2 separate regions of the Homo sapiens genome follow, and region 1 is linked to region 2. Evidence: chromatin loops called from intact Hi-C (ENCODE). Cell type or tissue: OCI-LY7. All regions are shown on one strand.

Region 1 (8,000 bases), 53 kb after region 2:
CCAAATATTATTTTTCTTTCCTTAATCATTATTTAATAGAAACCTACATTTACCAGTTGAATTCACCTTCATTATTTGAAAACTGAGACAGCCCGTCTCTACTAAAACTACAAAACTTAGCTGGGCATGGTGCTGTGAGCCTGTAGTCCCAGTTGCTTGGGAGGCTGAGGGAGGAGAATCGCTTGAACCCGGGAGACGGAGGTTGCAGTCAGCCAAGATCGCTCCAGTGCATTCCAGCCTGGGCAACAGAGCCAGACTCCGTCTCAAAAAAAAGAAGAGAAAGAAAAAAAGAAAACCAAGACACAGATAAATTCACTTTTTTTTTTTTTTTGGAGAAGGAGTTTCGCTCTTGTTGCACAGGCTGGACTGCAATGGCGTGTTATCAGCTCACCGCAACCTCTGCCACTCGGGTTCAAGAGATTCTCCTGCCTCAGCCTCCCAAGTAGCTGGGATTATAGGCATGTGCCACCATGCCCAGCTAATTTTTTTTTTTTTTTTGTATTTTTAGTAGAGGGAGTTTCTTCATGTTCATCAGGCTGGTCTCAAACTCCCGACCTCAGGTGATCCACTCGCCTCAGCCTACCAAAGTGTGGGGATTACAGGAGTGAGCCACCGTGCCTGGTCTGACAAATTCATTTTCTGTTTGGTTTGGTCTGCTCTGTTTCCAACAAGAGCCTACTTCATTATCTCCCCAATATATCTACCTAGTCCATAGACTGGCTCAGAGCAGGCCTTTGACAATATTTAATTTTATCCCACAATGGCATTTCAATTCCTTTGTCATTCTGAGAAAAATACTAACAGCATGGGAATTTGGTGCATGGATCATTAACAGTAAGACATTAAAATCAAAATGTAGGCAGGATGCAGTGACTCACGCCTGTAATCCCAGCACTTCGGGAGGCAAGGCAGGCGGATCATGAGGTCAGGAGACCGAAACCATCCTGGCTAACACAATGAAACCCAGTCTCTACTAAGAATACAAAAAATTAGCCAGGCATGGTTGCACGTGCCTGTAGTCCCAGCTACTTGGGAGGCTGAGGCAGGAGAATCACTTGAACCTGGAAGGTGAAGGTTGCAGTGAGCCGAGATTGCACCACTGCACTCCAGCCTGGGTGACAGAGAGAGACTCTGTCTCAAAAAAAATAAAAGCAAAATGTAAGCTGGGCACGGTGGCTCACGCCTGTAATCCTAGCACTTTAGGAGGCCGAGGCGGGTGGATCACAAGGTCAGGAGTTTGAGACCAACCTGGCCCACACAGTGAAACTCCATCTCTACTAGAAATACAAAAAATTGGCCAGGTATGGTGGCACACACCTGTAGAACAAGCTACTCGGGAGGCTGAGTCAGGAGAATTGCTTGAACCGGGAGGCGGAGGTTGCAAGCAAGTCTCCGTCTTCAAAAAAAAAAAAAAAGGCAAAATATAGCAGCCTAGCCAACCTAGGCTCTACTAACCAAACCAAACCTTATCTCTACTAAAAATACAAAAAAGCTGTGCATGGTGACATTCACCTACAGTCCCAGCTACTCAAGAGGCTGAGGCACAAGAATCACTTGAGTGATTGAGCCGGAGATTGCAGTGAGCCAAGATCACACCACTGCACTTTAGTCTGGACAACAGAGCGAGACTCTGTCTCAAAAAAAAAAAAAAACACCAAAAAAACCAAAAAAACCAGTCCTATGAATTAGTTTACAATAGTGGAAATAATCACCAAAATACCTTGATGGCAATAATGAGCTGAAAATTGGCAAGGCTTCTGTGGATTTAGGCCTGCAGAGCTTGATCTACCTGAAGCTTTTCTTCCCATATGTCATGAATAACAGAAAGGACTTATTTTCATTTCCAGCACAGCTCTGTCTAGTTACAGAACTGAACTTCACAGGTTCATTAATTCCTTTTTCCACTTTCAGGCAGATAGAGAAACATCATCTCCTATAACCACAGGTAATTGGTAGATCTGCAAGAACTAACTGCTCCAAAATGGATGACTCTGCACTTTCTGAGAAAGGGAAAAGGATGTGAATGGTGCTTGGCAACATCATGAAGCAGTCCATCACATATCTGCTTTTATTTACAGAGCATTTAGAAAGTTCTCTGAAAGGTGTGATCTCACTACTAAAGGCATCTCACTACTAACACTGAGCAAATCAATATCGAATGTTGCTGTTGTTCATAAAATCTGTTCCAAGGCACTTAAAACAACAGAAGAGATAAATGTCTTCACTACTGTTTAAAGCAAAGATCTTCTAGAATAGTTTTGTGTCCTTCCCATCTGACTGTAAATTATAAAAACTGCAAAGTATTATGTACAGTATCATTCCATTTAGAAAAAACACTGCGTGAGTATTACAGATGTGTATAAAGGTATACCAAAAAGCCTGAAAATATACAGAAACTTTCAGCGATGAGGTGAAAGAGAATTTTTACTTTTTACTATATTTGCTAGGCATTTTTAAAGAATGTCTTGGCTGGGCATGGTGGTTCACACCTGTAATCCCAGCACAGGGTTTCACCATGTTGGTCAGGCTGGTCTCGAACTCTGGACCTTGTGATCTGCCCACCTCGGCCTCCCGAAGTCTAGGATTATAGGCGTGAGCCACTGCACCTGGCTATAGTTTTTTATTTTTATATTTTAAGATGGAGTCTCACTCTGTTGCTCAGGCTGGAGTGCAGTGGCACGCTCTCAGCTCACTGTAACCTCTGCCTGCTAGGTTCAAGGGATTCTCCTGCCTCAGCCTCCTGAGTAGCTGGAATTACAGGCATGCACCACCACACCCAGCTAATTTTTATATTTTTAGTAGAGATGGGGTTTCACTATGTTGGCCAGACTGGTCTCGAACTCCTGATCTCAGGTGATCTGCCCGCCTCGGACTCCCAAAGTGCTGGGACTACAAGTGTGAGCCACCATGCCCGTCTGACGCTGTAGTTTTTAAATTATTGTTCATTTTTTGAATTTATTTTTACATTTTTGAGGCCGGGTCTTGCTCTGTCTCTCAGGCACAGTGCAGTGACATGATCACAGGTCACTCCAGCCTCAACCTCCTGGGCTTAGCCTCCTCCTGCCTCAGCCTCCTGAGTAACTGGGATTACAGGTGTGCTACTGGCTAATTTTTCTTATGTTTTGTAGAGATGCATTCTTGCTATTTTGCTCAGGATGGTCTCAAACTATTCTTCTGTGTTGTCCTCCCAAAGGGCTGGGATTACAGGTATGAGCCTTCTCGACACTGTAATTTTTGAAAGCTATCTTTAGGAAAGTAATTATAAGATATTCCCCCCGCCCCGTTTTTTTTTTTTTTTTTTTTGAGATGGAGTCTCCCTCTTGTGGCCCAGGATGGAGTGTAATGGCACAATCTCGGCTCACTGCAACCTCTGCCTCCCGAGTTCAAGTGATTCTCTTGTCTCAGCCTCCCAATTAGCTGGGATTACAGGTATACGCCACCATGCCCGACTAATTTTGTATTTTTAGTAGAGACAGGGTTTCGCCATGTTTGTCAGGCTGGTCTCAAACTTGAGGTCTCTGACCCACCCACCTCAGCCTCGCTGGATGACAGAGTGAGACTCCATCTCAATAAAAAAATAAAAATAAAAAACTATAGTGTCAATGCAGAACACTACAGAATAAATAATAGGTAGATATTATAGCATAAATAACATTATCCCTCATTGAGCAGGATACCACTATTTGGCCAAGGACACGTTTTCCGTCACCCAGGCTGGTGTGCAGTGCCACACTTTTTTTTTTTTTTTTTTTTTGAGATGGAGTCTTGCTTTGTCACCCAGGCTGGAGTGCAGTGACACGATCTTGGCTCACTGCAACCTCCACCTCCAGGTTTCAAGCAATTCTCCTGCCTCAGCCTCCCAAGTAGCTGGGACTACAGGCGCCTGCCACCACACCCAGTGAATTTTTCTATTTTTAGTAGAGACAGGATTTCACCATGTTTTTGCTAGGCTAGTCTCAAACTCCTGACCTCAGGTGATCCACCCGCTTCGGCCTCCCAAAGTGCTGTGATTACAGGCGTGAGCCACCAAGCCCGGCCAACAGTAACTTCTTAATTCACATTCCTACCTCCTCCCTTGATTCACTAGGTGTTTTCTCTAAAAGCAATCTCTTAGACCCAGTGCAGTGGCTCACGCCTGTAATCCCAGCACTTTGGGAGGCCAAGGCGGGCGGATCACAAGGTTAGGAGTTCAAGAACAGCCTGGCCAACACAGTGAAACCCCATCTCTAATAATTAAAAAATCAGCCAGGTGTGATGGCAGGCACCAGTAGTCCCAGCTACTCGGGAGGCCGAGGCAGGAGAATCACTTGAACCTAGGAGGCGGAGGTTGCAGTGAGCAAGACCCCACCATCGCACTCCAGCCTATAGGACAGAGCAAGACTTTGTCTTTAAAAATAATAATAATAAAATAAATAAATAAATAAAAGCAATCTCTTTAAAAGGTAAAGGGGATAATGTCACCCTCCTGCTCAAAACTGATTTCATTCAGCAAATCCAAAATCCTTACCATGACCCCAAATGCGCTGTGTGCTCTGGCCCCCATCTACCTCCCTGACATCAGCTTTTCGCTCCATCCCCTGCTCCAGCCATGCTAGCCTCCTTGGTGCTCTTTAAACATATCAAGCATGTTCCTACCTCAGGGCCTCAACACCCGCTATTACCTTTGCCTGGACTGCTCCTCTCCAGACATGGTGAAACCCCGTCTCTACTAAAAATACAAAAATTAGCTCGGTGTGGTAGCACACACCTGTCATCCCAGTTACTGGGGAGGCAAAGGCAGGAGAATCGTTTGAACCCAAGAGGTGGAGGTTGTAGCGAGCCGAGATCGCACCACTGCACTCCAGCCTGGGTGACAGAGTAAGACTCTATCTCAAAAAAAAAAAAAAAAAAAAAAAAAACAAAGGCAGGGCACGGTGGCTCACGCCTGTAATCTTAGCACTTTGGGAGGCCAAAGCAGGTGGATCACCTGAGGTCAGGAGTTCGAGGCCCGCCTGACCAACATGGTAAAATCCTGTCTCTACTAAAAATACAAAAAAAGTAGCCAGGCATGGTGGCCGGTGCCTGCAATCCCAGCTACTTGGGAGGCTGAGGTAGGAGAATTGCTGGAACCCAGGAGGCAGAGGCTGCAGTGAGCCGAGATCGCACCACTGCACTCCAGCCTGGGCAAAAGACCCCCTCTCAAAACAACAACAACAACAAAAAAAAACACAAAACAAAAAACAGCAAGTACTTATCAACACCTAAATATATTAAACAGGTACAACATTCTTTTTTTTTTTTTTTTTTTTCCTGGGACAGAGTCTTACTCTGTCACCCGGCCAGTAGCGCAGTTGCGCAATCTTGGCTCACTGCAATCTCTTCCTCCCGGGTTCAAGCGATTCTCCTGCCTCAGCCTCCCAAGTAGCTGGGATTACAGGCACCTGCCACCATGCCCCAGCTAATCTGGCCAGGTGCGGTGGCTCACGCCTGTAATCCCAGCACTTTGGGAGGCCAACGCAGGCGGATCACAAGGTCAAGAGTTCGAGACCTGCCTGGCCAACATGGTGAAACCCCGTCTCTACTAAAAAATACAAAAATTAGCTGGGCGTGATGGTGGGCACCTGTAATCCCAGCTGTAATTGGGAGGCTGAGGCAGGAGAATCGCTTGAACCTGAGAGGTGAAGGTTGCAGTGAGCTGATACTGTGCCACTGCACTCCAGCCTGGGAGACAAGAGTGAGACTCTATCTCAAAAAAAAAAACCAAAAAAAAAACAAAAAAACCCATTACGGTCTATGAAAGCAGCACTGTTTTCTTCACGACTGTATGCCCTCTACCTATCTCACAAAGCAGAGGCTCTTCAAAAAGGTTAAACATTAACAACAGCAAGTTGTTAGTCTGGAGAGGATGTGTAATAAATGGAACTCTCACAGACTGCTGATGCAAGCATTGGCTGATAGAACAACTCTGGAAAACTTTGACAGCAGCAGCATCTACTAAAGCTGAACATATGCACACTGTATGTCCCTCCAATCCCATTCCTAGGCATACACCCAACAAAAAGACATACATACGTGGCCGGGTGCGGTGGCTCACGCCTGTAATCCCAGCACTTTGGGAGGCCAAGGTGGGTGGATCACAAGGTCAGGAGATCGAGACCATCCTGGCTAATGCAGTGAAACCCTGTCTCTACTAAAAATACAAAAAATTAGCTGGGCTTGGTGGCAGGAGCCTGTAGTCCCAACTACTTGGGAGGCTGAGGCAGGAAAAAGGCTTGAACCCAGGAGGCGGAGCTTGCAGTCAGCCCGAGATCGCGCCACTGCACTCCAGCCTGGGCAACACAGTTGAGACTCCGTCTCCAAAAAAAAAAAAAAAAAGACATACATACGTGCACCCACATACACAGAAGAATGTTCCCTGCAGCGTTATTCCTAATAGTCCAAAACTAGAAACAATCAGAATATACCTCAACAGCAGAATGGACCGACTGTGGTATATTACTGTGGCAAAACCCTAGACAGAAATTTGAGAATGGACTATTATTACTAACACAAGATCATGTATCATTACTGTTGAGCAAAAGAAGCCAGATATGGAAGAATGCACATTATATGACTCTTTATATAAAGTTCAAAAAGAATAAAGCAAAACTAATGAATGGTGATAGAGGTCAGGATAGTGGTTACCCCTTGGAGAAGGAGGGACAGTGACTGGCAAGTAAGAAGGTAGGCTTCTGAAGTGGTTGCTGTTAATGTTTTCTTTTACTTTTTTTTTGTTGAGAGGGAGTCTCGCTCTGTCGCCCAGGCTGGAGTGCAGTAGCCCCATCTTGGTTCACTGCAACATTTGCCTCCCAGGTTCAAGTGGTTCTCCTGCCTCAGCCTCCCGAGAGGCTGGGATTAACAGGTGCACACCGCCTGCACACCGCCATGCCCGGCTAATTTTTGTTTTTTGAAGACAGAGTCTCGCTCTGTCGCTGGCCTGGAGTGCAGTGGCGTAGATCTCAGCTCACTGCAACCTCCCCCTCCCGGGTTCAAGCGATTCTCCTACCTCAGCCTCCCACGTAGCTGGGCCTACAGGCGCATGCCACCACGCCCAGCTAATCTTTGTATTTTTAGTAGAGGCAGGGTTTCACATGTTGGCCTGGCTGGTCTCAAACTCCTGACCTCAAGTGATCTCCCTGCCTTGGCCTTCCAAAGTGCTGGGATTACAGGCGTAAGCCACTGTGCCCAGCCTTCTTCTTCTTGAGACAGGGTCTTGCTCTGTAGCCCAAGCTGGAGTGCAGTGGCATGATCATGGCTCACTGCATCCTCAGAACTCCTGGGCTCAAGTGATCTTCCTGCCTCAGCCTCCTGAGTAGCTGGGACTACAGGCATGCACCACCATGCCCTAATGCTTTATTTCTTGATCTACATAGTAGCTACACAGGTATGATCACTTTGTGAAAATTCACTGAGCTGTACATTTATGATTTATGCATTTTGTCTATTTAATAAAAAGTTTATGGCCAGGCATGATGGCTCACACCTGTAATCCTTTTGGAAGACAGCCTTTTTTCTGTTACTTTTCTCTTTACATAAACCATTTTTTTAAGAGTTTTGCTCAAATAGCATGGTACTGGTACCAAAACAGATATATAAACTAATGGAACAGAACAGAGGCCTCAGAAATAAAACCACACATCTACAACCATCTGATCTTTGACAAACCCGACAAAAACAAGAAATGCGGAAAGGATTCCCTATTTAATAAATGGTGCTGGGAAAACCGGCTAGCCATATGTAGAAAACTGAAACCGGATCCCTTTCTTACACCTTATACAAAAATTAATTCAAGATGGACTAACTACTTAAATATTAGACGTAAAACCATAAAAACCCTAGAAGAAAACCTAGGCAATACCATTCAGGACACAGGTATGGGCAAGGACTTCATGACTAAAACACCAAAAGCAATGGCAACAAAAGCCAAAATTGACAAATGGGATCTAATTAAACTAAAGAGCTTCTGCACAGCAAAAGAAACT
Region 2 (8,000 bases):
AATTTATGAGGGACTTCCTCATATAAACAAGGTTGGCAGATCACCTGAAGTCAGGAGTTCAAGACCAGCCTGGCCAACATGGCAAAACCCCGTCTCTAGTAACAATGCAAAAATTAGCCAGGCCCGTGGTGGCAGGCGCCTGTAGTCCCAGCTACTCTGGAGGCTGAGGCAGCAGAATCGTTTGAACCTGGGAGGCGGAGGTTATGGTGAGCCGGGATTGTGCCACTGCACTCCAGCCTGGGCGACAGAGCGAGACTCCATCTCAAAAACCAAACAAACCAAACAAACAAACAAAACACAAGAAAAGAAATCACCACTCCCAAGTGCTAATGGAAAATAACTGTCAACCTTTACACTCTAACCACATTTAACTATCATTCAAGTAAAGGTGAAATAAAGATATCTTCAGATCAGCAAAAAGAGTGTACTACTTACAGATTCTCCAAGAATTATTAACAGATACACTTGGCAGGAATGAATTATTAACCTAGAAGGAAAATTGTGATAAATATGCAAAGTGACCAGATAATTCAATAAATATATTGGTAAATCGAAATTAATAGCTTTAAAAATAATGGTAACTATTATTTTGGCTGGGAGTGTAACAAACAAAATGGAAACAAAATCCTAGACAGCGGTAATATATTGAAAAAGTTACTGAATTTGAAGTGTTCTAAGACTTCTGTACTTAAAGAAAAAAATGGATATATGAATTGACATTAGATTTTATGTCAAGTACACATTAAAATTTTAAAAGTAATCATCAAAATAAGGAAAACGAAACATCTATCTTTAAACTCACCCACTATTTTCACTTATTCAATTAAGAGTATCTATTGATTTGTGCGTACAAAATGTGAGAAAATAGAATAAAGTAGTACATTAAAATGAAACAAACCAAAAAAGTTGAAGAGCCTTAAACATTTTTACTGAAGTGTTTGAAACTGACTCCAAAAAACAACATAATTACCAAGACAAATCACCAATTCTCTGTCCCCCCTCCAGACCCACTTAAAAAGATTTGTTGTTAGAGATGGTTCCCTTGGATGGAAAGGCAGGGAAACACTTCAATTCATTCTCCAAGATAAAGATGGAAGTTAACATTTCTAGAAGGTCAGTCACACACACACCAAGTCTGTTGTCCTCCCTTACTTTAGACATGAAGAACAGAGCCAGGACTGGGGAAAGGTAAGTGAGAAGCCTGGGGCCCCGACAAAGCACTTGTGGTTATTTGCCATGCTTCTCTACTTGGGGAGACAGAAGCACAGTTTGCTTGTGGAAACCTCAGTTCACATTCACAGTGCAAGAAAACTTATTTCCAGTTTCATTGTGGCATTAGCCCTAGGAATGAGAGAGGACAACTTAATAAAATTAAAACAGATGAAAAGAAAATGAGTCTCACATTAGACTGCAAACTCCTTTTACTATTTAACTTTGTTTCTCAGTATGTACAATGACAGAATGAAAGAATCAGTAAGGCCACAGAAGGAAACCCCCATTCTTCCTAAGTACCAGAAAGAAGGGTTAACAGCACATGTACTCACCTCAAGACGACAATATCTATAGCAATACTGATCAACATTCCCAACATGTACTAGCTCCAAACTTCAAATCAAAGTACACTTAATTTGGAGTCAGAGAAGGCTCTGTTTCAAATCTCAACTCTTCCCCTTTACTGACTTCCCTACCTTTCAATTTCTCCACTGCTTAAAACGAAGGAGCAGATTAAAAAGCTCTGAAAAAAACTCTTCAAATACTACAACTCCTAACCTATTCTAAATATAATCACATTGCTCTACCTAGAGGCTTGCCTTCATAGGAGCTGTCACGTAAAATGTTGGCTGCCAGGGGCTTTTCAAATTCTAGTATCTTTTTTTGTTTGTTTGTTTTTGAGATGGAGTCTCGCTCTTGTCACCCAGGCTGGAGTGCAGTGGCATGATCTCGGCTCCCTGCAAACTCTGCCTCCTGGGTTCAAGTGATTCTCCTGCCTCAGCCTCCCCAGTAGCTGGGATTACAGGCATGTGCCACCACACCTGGCTAGTTTCTTTGTATTTTTAGTAAAGATGGGGCTTCACCATTTTGGATAGGCTAGTCTCCAACTCCTGACTTCAGGTGATCGCCCGCCTTGGCCTCCCAAACTGCTGGGATTACAGGTCTGGCCATGTTGCCCAGGCTTGTCTTGAATGACTGGGCTCAAGTAATCCTCTTGCCTCAGGCTTCTGAGTACCTGAGACAAGAGGCACACACCATAGGGCCTGGCTTTAGTACCTTTTTAAACTCCAAAATAAATAGAATATAAAGAAAGAAAGCCAAAAAGACATTTCTTCCAACAGAAATGGCCCTATGTTCCTTATGATAAAAGCTCTATGCAGCTAAGCTTAAAACATTGAAATTGTTACTTTAAATTTTCCAAATTATTAAATAATTTAATTTAAAATGCTGTAAACTCAAGATTTTACTTTAAAACTGGGTTACACTGCTAAACTCTCAACAGGCAAAAGTCAATGACCTCCCCCTTGATTTCCTGGGCTATTGACTTGTAAAGGCTACCAGAATACCCTTCACTGACAGGGCAGTGACTTTGTCAAGGTCACAATACAATTCATCAGGAGTCAATAACAACTTTGGATTGTCCTTGAAATTCTATCTAGAGTTTGAAGCTGAGAACTTATTACCTGTTTGAGATTACAATCTTGATTTAGAACAATAACCAAAGTGGAACACTTAAGTTTGTTTACTGATGAAGGAAGAAAGAAGTCTAAAACATCGACCTTCTCATTGTGGTATTTATTCTAATGAGTAAACTAGAACAATTATTTGTGTAAACACAGAGAACAAACAACAAAATAATGCAAAATTAAAGCATTTAACAATGACTGCATGTTGTTTTCTCCCACAAAACATATTATCCTTTTAAACTAGGCCCCTTTCCTAACATACTGCCCACTGGATTAAATTTAACAAACCAAAAAGCAAGTGATGAAAATTTTTGTGTGCCCTACCCCCACCCTAGGGGCACTGGGCCACGATTTGCTTGAATATTATGGGTGTGGCATGAAATATTAAAGCAGTGACTAAAATTTTCCATAAAATCCCATCCAAAGTCTAAAAGCTTTACTACTCAGAAACAGATTCATTTCCAGACATTTAAAAGATTTACTATTCCACTTATGACACTCTGGTGTTTCTACATTTAATATTTAGGGAGGAGGTGATGGGGGTGGGGAAAAGGGTGTAATTAGTTTTGCTTGTAAAATGTTCATCACAGTTGTAGCGCCAACTGAGCTATACAGCCTACTGGGGGTCTAATAGATTTCAGGGTATTATAGTTTGAGTAATAGAGGTTGGGGTTGTGGTGGAAATCAATAAATGGCTACTACTTCTTTGCATAGACCCATATGGAAGTAATCAAGCGCAAGGGTGGCAGCTGGGGCCAATAACAGTCACCTGCAGTTGAGGGACATGGGGGTTTCAGATGGGTTTTTAATGCTAATTTCCTACAGAAACAATGAGCTAGAAAGAGCAGAGTAACAGACGAGGCCGGATGAAGAGAGACCAGCCAGAACAATGGCTGCACCTGGTGCTGGGAGCAGAGGGACAGAGCAGGCACGCGCCCGCCGGCAGCAGAGGACACATCTGTCACCCTCAAAGCAGCCCATCCCCCAGCTCTTCCAGCAGAGTAAGTGGTGCAAGGTCCCTAAATGTTAACAGCTTGCCACACAGCAACAGGTTTGAGTTTTTAAAGACTGCCGCATTCTCTACAGCATTCTCTACACGCACCCTTCTCCCATGACTTAGAATTAGTTAGGGAACTGGGTTCCCTGTCAGTCTCAAGTGAGACAGTAAAAATATCCAAGACTCCCATTTTAAGTAAATCTTTTAGTTATTGTGACTTCAATGTTTTTGGGGGACTGGGAAAAATCACATGGAAAGAGAAATCTTATTGAGTGCTGATGCAGGAAGTATCATGCTAATTTCTTTCTAATTAAATCCTTAGAACTCATTTTTATTCCCATTTTACAGCTGAGAAAACTGAGGCTTAGAGGTGAAGGTTAAATCAGCTTATGGTTACACAGCCTAATGTCAAAACCCACACACAATCTTTCACCGTCTTCTCTCCATCTGTCCAAACTACCACAATCAAATGAAAATACAATAGTCCCCGCCTTGTCTGAAGGAGATGCGTTCCAAGACCCCCAGCGGATGCCTGAAACCCCAGACAGTACCAAACCCTATATATACTATGTTTTCTCCTATACATACATACCTACGATAAAGTTTAATTTACAGGCTGGGCGTGGTGGCTCATGCCTGTAATCCCAGCACTTTGGGAGGCCGAAGCGGGTAGATCACCTGAGGTCAGGCGTTCGAAACCTGCCTGGCCAACATGGTGAAACCCCATCTCTACTAAAAATACAAAAAATTAACTGGGCGTGGTGGCACATGCCTGTAATCCCAGCTACTTGGGAGGCTGAGACAGGAGAATTGCTTGAACCTGAGAGGCGGAGGTTGCAGTGAGCCGAGATCACGCCACTGCACTCCAGCCTGGGCAACAAGAGTGAAGCTCCGTCTCAAATTAAAAAAAAAAAAAAAAAGTTTAATTTACAAAGTAGGCACAGTAAGAGATTAACAAGAATAAAACATTATAACAATTATAACAATATACTGTAATAAAAGTTATGTGAATGTGGTCTCTCTCTCAGAATGTCTTAGCGTACTGTACCACAGGTAACTGAAACCCTGGAAAGCGAAACTTCGACTAAGGGGAGACTACTGTACACACTCCATTTACTGCAGAGCTCCAGCTACGAGAGACAACTGCAGATAATATGTATACATATACAGAACTGCATCCCACCTTGCCAGGCATCTATAACAAACTGCTGAGGATTGAACGATAACAGGATTTCCACGAGCTGTTGCTTTAAACAAAACACAAAGAGTTGCTTTTTCAGGTTTTGGCATGCTTTAGGAAAATTAAATCCATATGCATTTTAAATTCCCCAGTATCAATCTGTGTCATCATATAGTTCTCAAAAGTCAAATGCTGTTTGGAAAGTCCATCAGCCAGTGAAAATACAAACACCAGTTATAATATGTTGTTTTTCTGCAAGATACAACCACCACTAATTCCTTTATTTACTGACTTGAACTTGGAGGGAAAATTAAACAATCCACAGAGTCCATCATGGTAGCAATCTTTTAAATCACAGCTTCCTGGTATATAAATCACACATATAAAAGACGGCTATGCATGCATAAAGGTAAGTATCTCAGAAGTAAACAACTGATCTTGGATTTGGAAAGACAGCAACAGCTAGACATACTTCAAAACATGGTAGAAATGAATACTATGTAATTATGCATTTAATAAAGTTTAATTTAAGGCTCTAGAAGAAAGGGAACCTTTCCATCCTGCCACTATGCTCCTTCCAAACATGAGAAGTCCAAATCCTTCCTGTCCTTCTAAATTCTGATCAAACGCGACCTCCTTTAGGAAGGTTCTCTGATTCCTACAGTTGGTGCTAATTTTCAGGACTTACTACTTTTGTACTTTTTTTTTTTTTGAGACTGAGTCTTGCTCTGTTGCCCAAGCTGGAGTACAGTGGCATGATCTCAGCTCCCTGCAACTTCCGCCTCCCAGGTTCAATTGATTCTCCTGCCTCAGCCTCCTGAGTAGCTGGGATTACAGGCACATGTCACCACGCCCGGCTAATTTTTGTATTTTTAGTAGAGATGGGGTTTCGCCACGTTGGCCAGGCTTGTCTCGAACTCCTGACTTCAAGTAATCCGCTCACTTCGGTCTCCCAAAGTGCTGGGATTACAGGTGTGAGCTACTGGCGCCCAGCCACTTTTTGTACACTTTATCTCCTCTATGAGATTTCACCTTTTAAAAAAAATCCCTTACCATATTATCACATACAACAGGCAATTCAAAATAACATTCGTAAAATGGGTGTCCTGGAAACTCAACATAATTCTAGTCTAAGCTCAGCCAGCAACCAGGAGGATATTGAACTCTGGGCTGGGGAGACTATTTGCCATCCCATTATCTTTCCCTCAACTTTCCTATTTTATCTATAAAATAATGTGTTTGACTAGATTATCCAAAGGATCCTTTCCAACCCTAATATTGTCCATAGGTCATCTCTGGGAACTTATGAGCACTGAGTAGCCTTAGAATAACCATCAATGAACTGACCCAACCAATCTTTCGGATCCAACTGAATTTTTCCAGTTGTGTATTAAATACATTCGTTCACTCAAATGTATTTTTTGATGTTCCCGCAAAGCCACTTAAATGTCATTATCCTCATCTCCAGTTTATTGGCATTATTGCATTATGTGCCTCCAGTCCAACAAGGACCCTCGCTATGAAAATATGCTTGGGTCATTACTGGAAGCCAATTTAGGAGAATTTCCTCCTAGTAGTAAGATTCTCATGATGCTTCCATAATCTTCAGAAAGAATCATGATTTTCTCCAGTATTCAACTCAAATGTATCTTGGTTATAACCTCAGTAGCAAGCAATACTCTCCTGAAATGTCTGGTCCTAGCAAGACTTTTAATCACCCAACTTTATTTACAGTGAGTGAATCTTCACATCCTAAAATGCATATTTTTTCTTATTTATTATGTTTCCTGAAACTCTAGCATCCAAAGTATTCCTAGCATGGACATAGTCATATGAAATCCCCTTTTCAGGCCCTCTATAGTAGGCCCTATCCTACAGAAAAGCATTAAGTCCTTTTCTCCCCACTCATGTCTCCTAGGCTACAATGGAAAGTGTTTTCTCACTGAAGGAGTACCATGTGAATTCAGTATAAACACTATATCCTCTCAAGTATTCAGAAAAGTCCCAAAGATGCTTGTTGAACAATGCACCTATCAAAAGAGATGCCCCCAAATTTTTACAAAATCATTTTAGTCAATTTGGTATAAAAGAAAACTTGGAGCCGGGCGCAGTGGCTCACACCTACAATCCCAGCACTTTGGGAGGCCAAGGCGGGCAGATCATGAGGTCAGGAGATCGAGACCATCCTGGCTAACACGGTGAAACACCGTCTCTACTAAAAATACAAAAAATTAGCCGGGTGTGGTGGCGGGTGCCTGTAGTCCCAGCTACTCTGGAGGCTGAGGCAGGAGAATAGCATGAACCGGGGAGGTGGAGCTTGCAGTCAGTCGAGATCGCGCCGCTGCACTCCAGCCTGGGTGACAGAGCGAGACTCCGTCTCAAAAAGAAAAGAAAAGAAAAGAAAACTTGGGAAAAGTTCCATTTTAAAAGTCTCCTTCAAGTCAGCGTGGTGGCTCATGCCTGCAATCCCACCACTTTGGGAGGTCGAGGTGGCTCTATTGCTTGAGGTCAGGAGTTTGAGACAAGCCTGGGCAACATGGCAAAACCCCACCTGTATAAAAACTACCAAAATTAGCTGGGCGTGGTGGTGCGTGCCTGTGGTCCCAGCTACTCAGGAGGCCAGGGTGGGAGGATCACTGAAGTCCGGAAGAGTGAAGGCTGTAGTGAGCCATGATCATGCTTCTGCATGCTAGCCTGATCAACAGAGTTTGAGACCATGTCCCAAAAAAAAGAAAGAAAAGAAAAGAGAAAAGAAAAAAAGAGGGCCAGGCGCGGTGGCTCACTCCTTTAATCCCAGCACTTTGGGAGGCTGAGGCAGGCGGATCACAAGTTCAGGAGTTCAAGACCAGCCTGACCAACATGGTAAAACCCGTCTCTACTAAAAATACAAAAATTAGCCAGGCATGGTGGCACGCCTATACTCCCAGCTACTTGGGAGGCTGAGGCAGAATAGCTTGAACCCGGGAGGTGGAGGTTGCAGTGAGCCGAGACCGCGCCACTGCACTCCACCTGCGCGACAGAGTGAGACTCCATCTCGGAAAAAAAAAAAAAAGAAAGAAAAAGAAAAAAGTCCCCTCCACCTCAAGAAATCTGACTATAAAATTGAAGGAAGAAATTGAAGAGTACTATACTGTCCACTTAATTA

What was found. A loop is a pair of places that touch in the nucleus more often than their neighbours do. Peaks named below come from ENCODE experiments on the same cell type or tissue, not always from the same donor. Only the 100,000 strongest peaks of a DNase experiment are listed, where the experiment ranks them.
Region 1: a loop joins it to region 2, with 3 times the contacts of the local background. A loop is called at or near these places in 3 of 110 quality-filtered maps.

The regions. Positions count from the first base shown.
Region 1 is chr20:33,511,105-33,519,104 of GRCh38, reverse strand. All of the region lies in intron 1 of CBFA2T2 (CBFA2/RUNX1 partner transcriptional co-repressor 2), which reads right to left. Among named protein-coding and RNA genes, the nearest start is that of CBFA2T2, 25 kb to the right of the region's middle. RefSeq lists an enhancer at 1,197-1,961. In OCI-LY7, a CTCF peak has its summit at 3,300 (motif pointing left); a DNase peak (open chromatin) is centred at 3,324; H3K27ac peaks cover 1,052 bases.
Region 2 is chr20:33,564,173-33,572,172 of GRCh38, reverse strand. The region is part of intron 1 of CBFA2T2 (CBFA2/RUNX1 partner transcriptional co-repressor 2); the gene reads right to left. Among named protein-coding and RNA genes, the nearest start is that of CBFA2T2, 78 kb to the right of the region's middle. RefSeq lists enhancers at 3,740-3,799, 3,052-3,978. In OCI-LY7, CTCF peaks have their summits at 3,131 and 3,336; DNase peaks (open chromatin) are centred at 1,222, 2,562, 3,032, 3,552 and 2 weaker places; H3K4me3 peaks cover 7,520 bases; H3K27ac peaks cover 8,000 bases.